Regions from separate parts of the Homo sapiens genome. Here region 1 is linked to region 2. Evidence: read pairs that join two places in POLR2A ChIA-PET (ENCODE). Cell type or tissue: OCI-LY7. All regions are shown on one strand. Each heading gives the region's core, and the rest is flanking DNA. Links, peaks and the distances in the headings are about the cores only.

The links. ChIA-PET counts read pairs that join two places held together with the same protein. Peaks named below come from ENCODE experiments on the same cell type or tissue, not always from the same donor. Only the 100,000 strongest peaks of a DNase experiment are listed, where the experiment ranks them.
Region 1: POLR2A ChIA-PET joins it to region 2 with 6 read pairs; 2 of 35 experiments call an interaction of 5 or more read pairs at or near these places.

Annotation. Positions count from the first base shown.
Region 1 is chr4:85,997,610-86,000,432 of GRCh38, reverse strand. All of the region lies in intron 9 of ARHGAP24 (Rho GTPase activating protein 24), which reads right to left. Among named protein-coding and RNA genes, the nearest start is that of MAPK10-AS1, 120 kb to the left of the region's middle. In OCI-LY7, for the core only: no CTCF peak of the experiment used is centred there; no DNase peak of the experiment used is centred there.
Region 2 is chr4:85,716,476-85,719,298 of GRCh38, reverse strand. The region is part of intron 2 of ARHGAP24 (Rho GTPase activating protein 24); the gene reads right to left. Among named protein-coding and RNA genes, the nearest start is that of MIR4451, 4.6 kb to the left of the region's middle. In OCI-LY7, for the core only: no CTCF peak of the experiment used is centred there; a DNase peak (open chromatin) is centred at 1,768; H3K27ac peaks cover 611 bases.

The DNA.
Region 1 (2,823 bases), core at 2-2,501, 280 kb before region 2:
GAGATAAAGTGATTTTATTCACTTGAAATGCAAGAGACATACAAATATTTTCTAAACTCTTTATGATGCTTAGGAAATTGGAATAAAGCCCTTTCAATGATTTAAAGGATGTAATTTTGTTGTATTATTTTACTGTTTGCTAAGATGATTTACTGTCACCTTAGTCATTAGGTCCCAAGGCCTCTCTTGGAAGCAGCTGTCATTTAATAGTAAATAAGTGAATGCCAGCACAGATAAGCCAGTAACACATGCCGGGCAGACGAGGCAGAAAGCTTCCTGGACATTAAATTGTAAAGTTCACTACACTAAATGCAGCAGGAAAGTCTGATAGTTAACAAAAAAAAAAAAAAAAGAGGGCAATAACATTTGCCTTCTATAAAAGGAAAAATAGTGATAGGAAAATGTCATTGTTGGTTAAGTTCACTGCTAAGAATGGGGTTTTTGGCAGCATATAGAGTCCCATCTTATAAAAGAGTACCCAAAGTAATGAGCTTACATTGATACGAGAGGTAAAGATCACATGTGTTAAATAAGCACTGCATCTCATATTTTGTAAAAATAAAGCCCATTCCTTTCCATCCCCAATTCTCACTGCTTCCCAAGTTATTAATATAGCTCTGGGCATAGGTATTTTATATCTCTATAAATTGATAGTTGTTTTGTATAGCTTTTGGATAATTGTAGAATTCGCAGTAACGTTTTTAAAAACAGAGACTGTTTTCTCCATAACCACTAAGATCCAAATCATATACATATATTATTCAAAAGAGGGGTATTAAAGTTACATCTTTATTTAAGATGTATCTTGGCCTCGGCTGACTTTTTAATTTCTCCTATTCTGAGCAAAAGTCCCATGGGACTCATTCAAACTTACCATACCACTGAAATTTGAAAGGTTAATGCATGTGTAGCTCTCAGATATCTGATTATTTTAATAACAGTTTTTAAATTAAAATCTCAATTATGTTTCTGCTTTGAAAAATTTGATCCCCACATGTTGATATTTCATCCAGATAATAAGAACACTTAAAAATTAATCTTCCTTCTCTTTGTAAGCAACTAGAATTTTAAAAAATAATACTTCATATTTTGTAATCCTACATCATTTAGAAGGCTATTTTAAACATATGACCACATTTTTACATGAAAAGTTGGTACTATGCTGGTTTCCACTCAGAATTATTCTACAATATATTCTCTTTGTTTTCCAAAGCTATTTTAGAGCCAAAATTTTGGAAGAAATTGAAATTAAAATACTGAGAAGGACAACCCTTACAAAACAATATATTGACACATTTGTATGTATCAGGTGCTTGTGGGAAACTTCCAGGAATGAAAAGGACTAAGTTGAATACAGAAGAAATCCCTCCCAATGCAAACATATAAAAGTGCTGGAAAAGTTTTAAGAAATATATTTTTAAAATACATCATCAAGGTTAAAATAAAACAGCAGCTTCAGCCATCAGAACCAAGGAAGAAACCGAAATATAGAACAATAAGTAGAAGCACACGAAGGATATTAGTCTTGGATAGAGGCCACAGAGCTTGGGTCTAGGTTTTTCTTTTTCACATGGGGACAGAAGGTGAGGCCTCCAGTATTAGGCAGGCAGAAAACTACAAGTAATTTAACTGAGAGCTTGGAACATTAACTGTTTTTATGAAGAAGAGACTACAAAATCTCCAATCATGGGCCTGGGGAAGTATCAGAATTGAATTAGCTCATCAGAGTATTAGTAAGCTACAAAACAGGTCTGAGAAAAGTTACCTAGAATGCCTCAAAAATGATAATTATAGAAATTTAATATGGAAAAAAGAAGTTAACAAAGACAGAGGATAGATTAACAAGGTCAAACATAGCTTAATAAGGGTTCTGGAAAGAGAAAATTGAGAAGGTGGGAAGATGAAATAGACAAAAAGATGATGAAAAAAATATTCCAGAATTGTAAAGATGTAAGTTGTTAGATCAAATCATCAAACAAAGTTTGAAAGTTAAATAAAGGAAAAGACATATCAGGAAGTTACTAATCAAAGGAAGATGGTAGGACAATATTAATATCAGAAAAAATAGAGTTTCAGGTAAAAAGCATTATTACAATGAAAAATAGGCACTAATTAATGATAAAAGGATCAATTCTTCAGGGAGATATGAACAACTCCAAACTTCTATTCACCTAGTAGTAGAGCCTCAAATTGTTCAATATAAAATATGACAAAATTATAAAAAGAAACTGATAAACTCAGAATACTGATAGGAAATTTTAAAGTATCTTTCTCAAAAATTATTGATATAGCTGATAAAAATGAGAAGAAATACAGAAGCTTTGAATAGCCTGATTAACAGACTTGATCTCTTGGTCATATATAGAATCCCAATCCAGTAATAAGGGAATAGTTTTAATAGACCAAATAATTAATATCATCCAGATGAACTTCTCTGACCACAATACAATATTTCCTAAGAAAATTGTTAGAAACTAGCTGAGTGCCATGGCTTATGCCTGTAACCCCAGCACTTTGGGAGGCCGAGGTGGGTGGATCATTTGAGGTCAAGAGCTCAAGAGCTGCCTGGCCAACATGGTAAAACCCCTGTCTCCACAAGAAAAAAAAAAATTATCCAGTCATGATGGCATGCATCTGTAATCCAAGCTACTCAGGAGGCTGAGGCAGGAGAATCGCTTCAACTTGGGAGGCAGAGGTTGCAGTGAGCCAAGATTGCATCACTGCACTCTCCAGCGTGGGCAACAGAGTGAGACTCTGTCAAAAAATAAAACATAAAAAAAAATAAGAAAAGAAAAAGTTAGAAACCAATTTGGAGAGGGAAAA
Region 2 (2,823 bases), core at 289-2,788:
ATCTAGTTTTCTCTGGCCTATAGATCCCGTTTCCCATTTTGTTTCCCTACCTTTGAAGTAATTTTTAAAAAATTGCTAGATACTTTGAAGATACTCATTGTAATAAAGACCTTTTATTACATACATTTAATCTATATGGTTTCTACATAATGTGGTAAAAATAATTGTTTCAATTAAGAATTTATTCTACTTACTGAAATGACTTTGTGAAGTAATTCATTTTGTGATTTATCTCAGTTTTAGAACATAGCATCTAATATTCATTTTATCCACATGTGTATTTGTGTGTGTATGTATAACTCCTGTTTAGTTCTATATCTTCAGGTTCTACTTAAGATCTTGAATTGTACATGTGCCATATAAGTTGAATTCAAGCAACGCACTAGCATAAATGCTACCTCCTTGAAATCTTAAGCTATCACATTTTGTAATTTAAAAACTCCAAGTAATGCTATCCTTTGTTGTCCTTTTTGTATATGTGAAACAGCTACTTCTGGATGAAATTTTTATTAACATTTTCTTATTTGACATTATATAAATTTTATATTTTGACAAGTTTTTCAAACAAATTGTAACATAAAAATAGTAGTTTAAATATCAACAGACAAGGCTTAGGGCAGGATATGCTGTAATTGACAAACATTTACTGTGGTTAATTTACTAAGTCATTCAGTAAATAAAATAAAGTCCTTTAACTGAAATAGCTAACTTGATCACATTGTATGGAAATTCTGTAAAGTCCATAACTAAGGGAAATGTCTTAATTGTGATAGTTATTTTCAAAGTGTTTAGCAATATTTATAGTGTTGAAAATGCAGGTAAACAAACAAAAATCTCTAATTTACCCACTACAGATAACCAATGTTAACACCATATAAATTCTCCCATACTTTTACGTGTTTATACATGTGTGTATAAACATACAGAGCAATTTTCACAAAACAGTAATCAAAATAAAAAGATATTTATTATCTGCTTCAAAACTTAAAAGTCATGTATTGTTGTTATGCCAAGTGTAGTCATCTACATCATTTTTAAAAGCTGAATTATATAGTACTTGCTTGAGTATACATACTTTAACATCCTCTACTGCTGTAATACATTTATAATTTTTGTCTTATAAGGAACATTTTATGTTGTAAAGAACATGAAGAACATCCATGAAGCTAAGTCTTTGAGCTTCTCCCTAATGTATTCCTTTAGGGCAAATACCTAAGAGATAAATTAGTCATTAAAAAGTATGCACTGCTTGTTTGTGTGAGTTGGTTAATTCTTCCACAGCTGCTCTAAATTAACCAAAGAAGCAACGAACTAATAAATAAGTACAAGTCAGGTGCCCAATCTAACTCGAAAGTAATATGTTGACAGACTACCATGTGTCAGATATTATTTCTTTAAATATCTCAGGTGATGTGAAGTGTGTGAAAGAAATAAATAATAAACTCTTTGCTCTCAGTACAAGAATAACACAGTACATAATTTTAAAACAAATGAGTGTGACAGTATTTAGAAAATCAAGTAAATATAATAAAAGTTTAAGAACAGAGTGTCATAAGGGCAGGCTGATTAGTTAGGAAAAGTATATAAAGGAAATGGTTTTAAGAGGAAGGTAGGGTTTTAAGATTTAGTGGCCAAGGGCTAATCTTTCAAAGTGGAGGAAATAACATCAACCAAAGCAGAAATTAGAACCATATGTGCAGAGTACATTACAATAAGCAAAAGACCCATGTGGAGGAATAATTAGGAAGTGAAGATTGTTGGTTACATGTGCTGAGAATGTGTTGTAGAAATTCTAAGCCTAGGCAGAGGATGTTACACTTGGTATCTGTAGCAGCTGAGAGCCAGGGTAGGTTCTTGCGCAAAGCAGATGGAGATTTAATGATACCACACTCTTAAAAGTTTGTTATCATAAAGCAATTAATTTGATATAAGAGGGTAAGGTCAAGAAACGTGTTGGCAGTAGAAATGGTATACATTTGCATTACAGATGCATTATTATATATTGTTAAGAAACATGTACAGAAACTAGTCATAGCTTAAACAGGAAACAAAGAAGGAAGAGTAAAAGATGACTTCAATTTTTCTCTATATCTAGAAGAGTATTTCCCCTGTTAGAAATGGGAATTAGGAAGATTTAAGCTCCATAAGGCCCATCCCCATGCACTTGAGCCAAAACCATGTGATATTTTAAAATTCTCTCTTAGTAAATACGATAGATATTCTCTGTTTGTTCCCCCAGATATTCTCTCCACTCCTCACTCTATTCCATACTCTAAGAGATTAATCTCTATAAATTCCATAAACCAAGCTCTCTTGATCTCTGGCTTCAGGTTAGGTTAGAGAGGCTACTTCGGGATGTCAGAAGAGCACAAGAGAGACAGGTCAAGATATTTATTCACCTGTTTCCTTCCATGCTAGCTGCAACATGGTCCTACTTGTATTGGGCTAAATCTTAAAGTCACCGGCTTCCCCAAATTCCAGTAGAGCTAAGAGTGGTCAGGGGTTCCTCTCTGTTTTTCACCCAGGGGTGTTTTACCTATCCACTGGTTTTCATTAACCTTTCTAACACTTGGTAAATTTTTTTTTTAATCACACACTGTTCAATTATCCCTTTTGTGACAAAGCTATCAATTACTTGCTGGAATACTGAGTGACAAAAGAACCAGGGTGCAAGTGTCTTGAGTTTTCTAAGTAAGTGCATGTTATCCCTTGATGTTCAGTATGCCTCATGGCAAACTTTGGATGATCAGAGAGAAGAGGCTCAAGTACAACAAGGAAATGGAACCTTTTTGATAAGAGTTCAGCACATATGGCAATAATTTC